2 separate regions of the Homo sapiens genome follow, and region 2 is linked to region 1. A link is a contact called in ENCODE Hi-C or POLR2A ChIA-PET data. All regions are on one chromosome and are shown on one strand. The core of a region is the stretch at or near the end of the contact, and the rest is flanking DNA. Distances in the headings are between cores, read along the strand shown. Region 1 has its middle 66 kb from the start of ZC3H12C. Region 2 has its middle 15 kb from the start of RDX.

Region 1 (3,409 bases), core at 290-2,789:
ATGTATATATATTTTTTATTATATATCATATTTTGTAATATATAAATATACATTTATATTTACATAAAATTTTTTGAAACTCTGGGACCTGCCCTTCAAGAGCTGTATTTATCATATAACTTGTTTGAGGGGGCCTCTTGAAGCACCATTGCATAACTCTGTGGGTATACATACTCCAGTTCCTGAATGACAGCCAAATATTTAGGAAGAGGGTGTTTTTAATATAGTACTCTTCGAATAATATAGAACTCTTTGAAGATAGAAACTTGTACACAGAGTGACTACTAGGTTCCCAAGGATGATTTCAAACCAAGGATGATTTCAAAATCAATTGGATTTAAGTCTACTCCTTCAATTTCCCCAGCAGAGGCACCTCTATCCCTCAGAATTATCCCAACTCCTAGGATGTGAGGAGTGAACACTCAACTGCTATAGGGTAGGGCAAAAGGTAGCAAAAGGTCAAGGACAGGTAGATGCTTTAAATAGACAACCATTTAAATGTCTATCCAAATGGACAACCCAACAGATAGAAGAAATTAACTAGTTCGCTGCTGAATTAAATAAGCTCTAAGTCCTAAGCTCTATGTCTCCTATTCCTACAGTAGACACTAATATATTCAATGTACTTTTGTCAGTGAGCCTGGCAAAAATATGGCACTTATTAAATTATTCAGTTTTGAGCTGGAAGAAATCTTAAGGCTAATTTAGTGCAGCCTCCCTCATTCTACAGTTGAAAGAACTGAATCTCTATAAACGTAAGTTGCTTGCTGAAGATAACATGGATTTAGAACTGGGCTGGACCCTTTTATTCCCAATTGAATGTTCTTTTTACAGTGACAAGGCAAGCTGTCATGGAAAGAGAAGCTTTAAAATGGTACACACAAGTGCATCACTTTTCTGGCCTTGTGACCTTGGGCAAGTTTCTAATCCCTTTGAGCACCAGTTGTCTCATCTGTAGAGTGCGAATGATCATAATCTTCAATGGATTCTTCCAGGGACTTAAAGAAGTAATGCTTGCAAAGGAACTAGCACAATGCCCAGCATATGGAATTTGCCTATGAAAATACTTTTGTTCTCCAATTTCCAGCCCTTCTTGTTGGGTTGTTTGCCAAGTCCTCCTGCTGATACTGCACCCATGGTATTAGGAACAAGAGTGGACTTTCCCCTCCTCTTTATAAATTATACAACAGAGAAAGGGGGAGGGGAATGCAGTGAAATATTAACAGTTGAGGAACTGGATGAGAGGAGCCTGGGAGATCTTTGTACTTGCAAATGTTCTGTTTAAGCTTGAAACCATTTCAAAATGAATTATTTTTCCATGGAAAAATAAAATGGACACCTCCACATGTTGCTTTCTTCCATTCCAAAGCCCAATTGCATAGCAACTGGACTGAGGTTTTCAACCCCAACGTGTAATGTAAACTACATATTAGTAAGCTCACCCTTCCAATCCTCTGTTCTAGAGGAAGTAGGGCTTGTGATTCCCCTTTCATTTGTTGAACACATAACACAAAGAGGAACTGTTCTCAGGCTCAAGTCACGGGCTGGAACTCAGAAGTGCTTTGGTTTAAATGATGAATGCATGGTCACCCATGTTTAACCACCAATTGAGAGGAGGTCACATGCTAAATCAGAAAAGTCCCAATGAAGGGGAAAGTAATTGAGAGTCTTTTGTACCCAAAATAGTACAAATAGGTTCCAGCTGAGAAGGAACTCAAATTAGTTTTCCTTTCACAGAGCTTTAATGCTGTATTTTTCAACATGATTTGGAAGACACCTATACCAACAAGTGTTATCATATACACATTCTTCTTTATCTGATAAAGCACCAAGATCCTGGTCAAACCATAAGTTTGGTAAGCAGAAATGGCCCCTACCTACATTGTCTTTAACTACACGGAAAGCCCTTCATGTTTTGAGGTGTAAATAATCTGTAGACAGTTTCTACAAGGAAAAGAGGAATAATAATAATATTGTCTTAACAAGGATCTTTTCAGATCAGAGTAGAAATGCTAGCATAAATCCAAAGCAACTTACCCTCACCTAAATCTCAGCATAAAACTCATTCATTCACTCGCTTATTTAGTATTTCTTGAATTCCTCTTCATTGCCATTTACGCTAGATGGTGATTAGGGGATATTATGGAGAGTAAACCAGATGTGGTCTCTGCTTTCACTGACCACAACCTAGTGGGGAAGACAGGCATGAACAAGAAATCATAATGAGTGGTATGAGTTCTCAGGCAGATGATGTGGGGAAACACACAGGAGGGGCACTCAGCTCAGTCTAGTGGGGCAGGGGGGCTTCCCAGAGGTAGTTACATCAAAGCTGAGATCCAACGTTCAAGTTAGAAGTAATCAGCCAAGAATGTTTCCCAAGCAGAAGAATGACATGTGTCATTATCTGAAGATTAGAAATCCCAAAAGGCTGAAGTGTGGAGTGCAGGAAGGTTGAGGTAAGGAGGAAAAATGAGACCAGGAGGAGGTTTCACATGGCACATGTTGAATGTTAAACAGCACATACTCCCTCCGAGGGAAGACCTTTACCATGGAGTTTGCAGGGCTGTTTCCCTGGCCTTCTTTCTGAGACCCAATTTTCCCTTGGGAGATAAGATGACCTGGGTAAAGTGGACTTTGGACAAATGTGTTCTGTAGGCATGTTTTCTTTTGTGTCTTCTCTCTCCCTTATTCCAGTCCCTTTCTTCAATTCTGGTGTTATAGCAGAAATAATTAACATTTATGGTATGTGCCTGGTACCACCAACTCTCAAAATAACCCTAAGGGATATTATTATTATTCCTATTTTACGATAAGCAAACTTGGGCTCATGTACTAACTTTCCCAAGGTCATAGTACTAATAAATGGCAGCACTGATATGAGAACCCAGTGTTACCTGAATTCAAAGCTCATCCTCCTAATTATCCTGGTACCCAACCTCAAGTCATGTAGTTGGCATCCCATTCCCTGCAAAGCCTTTCTCTCAGTTATCTATCAGCTAGTTAATTAAATGAAGTCATTATGGGCTGGGCACACAAAAGATATTCAAAGTGCTGATGACTGCAGTATCAACTGATAGAGTTAGCTACATTAACCATGGTGTTTAAATAGGGACTTCTCTAAGACTAAAAATACCTTTAGGGCTGAAAGCCATGAAACTCTTCCTATGAGAAGATGAGTGGCGTTGATAGATGGAGTTGTAACCATGGCAGCCCCTTAAGTCATACCATGGAAACAACTGAGTGCTTTCCTGCTTGTTGCTATACTACTTGCTCTTAGGTGATGCATCTGAGGTCTTAACAGAAACCCATCCCACACCACCCCTTTCTTCCCCTGTCACATGAATCAGAGTGTTACACAGAGGAGAAAAATTAGGCCCTTTCCTAAACTGCACCTATAATAGCAACTACA
Region 2 (3,372 bases), core at 494-2,993, 280 kb after region 1:
CCTGTCTCAAGAAGCTTTCTCTGGCCTGTGTAATGATCTGATTCCAAAAGAGTGAACAAGATGGCACTGAAGCATTGAGATAGTAGCCATCCAATGCTCTGCACCCCTTTGGCAGCTTACTGTCAGTTGTACTGTAGACCTGATGGCTTCCAGGACACACATGCAGGTGTTATAGTAAGTTATTCAGGGGAAACAGAAGAGTGACATTCTCAACTAGTGAAGGGCCTTTTGGTCCAAAGATATGGTATAAGCCAGGCACAGTGGCTCACACCTGTAATCCCAGCACTTTGAGAGGCCAAGGTGTGTGGATCACCTGAGGCCAGGAGTTCAAGACCAGCCTGGCTAATATGGTGAAACCCCATCTCTACTAAAATACAAAGTTAACTGGGCATGGCGCTGGGCGCCTGTAATCCCAGCTACTTGGGAGGCTGGGGCAGGAGAATGGCTTGAACCTGGGAGGCGGAGGTTGCAGTGAGCCGAGATCGTGCCATTGCACTCCAGCCTGGGTGACAAGAGCAAAACTCCATCTCAAAAACAAAACAAAACAACAAAAAAGATATGGTGTAAACTACTTTGGAACTCAAAAGGTGTTTTTCCCCCACTATGGAAATGAATTTGAAGGGTGGTTCAGTTCTGAGGCTGGCCTAGATATAGCTGACCAATATACTCTGCAACAAGGAAGGCCTGTCTGTTCAGATCCTTCTTGGCATTCCTGTGGAGCAACCCTTCTTCCTGGATACAGGACAGTCAAGGCAGGTCAGATAATGTCTTTATGGCCAGCTCTTATACAGAAAGTAATGGGGAGCTTAGAGGAATTTTTCCAGGTTTTATGACTGGCTTTGGTAGAGAGGGGTTCTAGTTTCTCTGACCAGACTCAGGAAAAGGGAATTTAATTTCTATGGCTTATCTCGCTGGAGGAAGAGCATGGGAGACAGGAAGGCAAGGGAAGGTCAGAGAGAGACTTTGCTTCTAAAGCTGCTTCTGAGGCCTTCCAAATTATGTTATTTCAAAGTGTTCAGCATGCCAAAGCACCATATTTTGGGGTATCATTTTCTGAACCCCAATAGCTGACAGAGGCTCAAGTGTGATTTATTTAAATTTCAAGGTAACTCAGACTACTCATCTTCACATTCATGTCTTCATTCTTCACACAAATAATCATCTAAGGTTATTCTGTAACATCCAAATCCAAGTTGTCTCTCCTTTGTTAGAGTTCTTTTATTCTCTAATTTTTTTCTGGATTTCAAGATAACAACCATTTGTTATCTTTGGTTGATAACAGAAGTTTGTTATGTAAACAAATGCTATCAACCATTTGTTCACCTAGCAAACTTTTGTTAAGACCTGCAAAGGAACAAGCACCATAAAAGCACCAGGGTTAAGATACTTGCACATATTATTTCAATATACTCTTCATCATTTTAGTACATTTATATAACATACTGCAATTGCTAACGCATATGCACATGCTTTACTTCTAAATCACATTTTAGATAATTTCTTTCTGTGCAAGTTCTTGTAGACCTAATCCAAAGTATACTTACTCACTCTTTGGCTTCAAATAATATAACTTGTCTGCTTTTTAACCATTTTTCTTTCCGAATATCCCACTGAAAGCTGATCTAACATTGGGCCTATGGACCTTGGCCCTGCCTGAATTCTCTTGAGGGCCAAGGGCCCTCCAGCATCACAGACTGTCTGAGACAAAATAATTCATTTGTGCTAGCCCAGGGGGAAATATGAATCACTTGGGTGAAGGTCAGAATCATCACACACACAAAAAAAGACCCAGATGACTCAGCATTTTGTATTATAGAATGCACAAAAATGAAAATCCACTTGATCTGTGTCTTGTTTTTTTTTCCAGGGCATAATACAACAATTAGAAACCAGAAAATCTACTTAGACTGTAGGCCCTAGAGTGATTCCTTATAGTTTTAATTATTCATAATCTATAAAATTATACCTGATATTTGTAGCTAAGTGTATTAGTTGGTTCTCACATTGCTATGAAGAAATACCCGAGACTGGGTAATTTATAAAGAAAAGAGGTTTAATTGACTCACAGCTCCGCATGGCTGGGGAGGCCTCAGGAAACTTACAATCATGGCAGAAGGGGAAGCACAAACATCTTTCTTCAGATGATGGCAGAAAGGAGAAGAGCCAAGCAAAAGGGGGGAAAGTCCCTTATAAAACCATCAGATCTTGTGAGAACTCACTCATTATCATGAGAACAGCAGTATGGGGGTAACCATCTTCATGATTCAGTTACTTCCCATGGGGTCTCTTCACAACATGTGGGGATTATGGAAACTGCAATTCAAGATGGCATTAGCAAACCAGATTGCTAAGTAATCACCGTTTTTCACCAGGTGACAATTTCTACCAAAAACCTATAATAAAACATTAAGCTAAAAAGAAAAGTGAACTCATCATTTCACAAGCTATGCCTTAAAAGTCTTACAAAATGTTTACTTGCTTGTGTATTAGAGTCAGAGACTATTTATGGCAGAGATTTTGTATATTAGCAAAAGAAAAATAAAATTATTAACATGCTTTTTAGAGTAAGAAATGTATGACTTGCAGTTTAATGCAATGTTAATAAATATGACACTGCTCATCTCATAAAAGTAATGCTCTGGTTTTTACTTTTCCATAAAGCTGAGTCATATATTTTAAATAGGATGTCAAAATAACAATTTCCTTCAAAGAATTTCCTTGTTTCTTTAAATGGAGAGGAAAAATGGTGTTAAAATGTAAGAGCCCCATGACATTCAATGCTTTGAAGAATATGGTAAGACAGGCTATCTTATATACTTTTATATACTTTCAATAGGAGTGTAAATTGGTGCAAAATTCCTAAAAATCAATTTGGCGTTATGTATCAGAAGTCTTAAATATATTTATATTCTTTGGTCATTTATCAGTTTCTAATAATCTGAACTAAAAAATAAGAACATGGCTTAACACAAACATACAAAGATATTCAACACAGCCTTATATATAATAGTGAAAACTTGAGAACGTACTAAGTGTTCCCCCAAAAAAGTTAAATAAATTATATTATACAATGTATAACATAATATAACAACGTATGTAATAAACAATGTAATGTTTCTTATTCAAAAGAAAAATTGCATTAAAAATTATGTCACTATATGTAAAAATGCTTATAATGTAATGTTAAATTAAAATCAAAATACAAGCCGGGTGCAGTGGCTGACACCTGTAATCTCAGCACTTTGGGAGGCCAAGGCGGCTGGACCACTTGAGGTCAGGAATTCGAGAATAGCCTGGCCAACATAGTGAAACCCTCTCTCTATTAAACATACAAAAATTAGCCAGGTGTGGTGGCATGTGCCTTAGTCCCAG

What was found. A loop is a pair of places that touch in the nucleus more often than their neighbours do. ChIA-PET counts read pairs that join two places held with the same protein, here RNA polymerase II (POLR2A). Pooled maps may share reads with other maps.
Region 2: a pooled map shows a loop between it and region 1 (4-fold over the local background). The contact joins two enhancer-like sites. A Hi-C loop is called at or near these places in 1 of 37 single-sample maps with no recorded cell type and 2 of 50 pooled maps. POLR2A ChIA-PET finds 5 or more read pairs at or near these places in 4 of 52 experiments (Caco-2, OCI-LY7, Panc1 and 1 more).

The regions. Positions count from the first base shown.
Region 1 is chr11:110,025,845-110,029,253 of GRCh38, forward strand. No RefSeq gene overlaps it. Among named protein-coding and RNA genes, the nearest start is that of ZC3H12C, 66 kb to the right of the region's middle. RefSeq lists an enhancer at 1,685-1,844 and a silencer at 2,155-2,234. Within about 2 kb of position 1,540, at least 4 of the 41 ENCODE cell types and tissues checked have a DNase peak (open chromatin) inside an H3K27ac peak, as active enhancers do.
Region 2 is chr11:110,310,233-110,313,604 of GRCh38, forward strand. No RefSeq gene overlaps it. Among named protein-coding and RNA genes, the nearest start is that of RDX, 15 kb to the left of the region's middle. Within about 2 kb of position 1,744, at least 2 of the 41 ENCODE cell types and tissues checked have a DNase peak (open chromatin) inside an H3K27ac peak, as active enhancers do.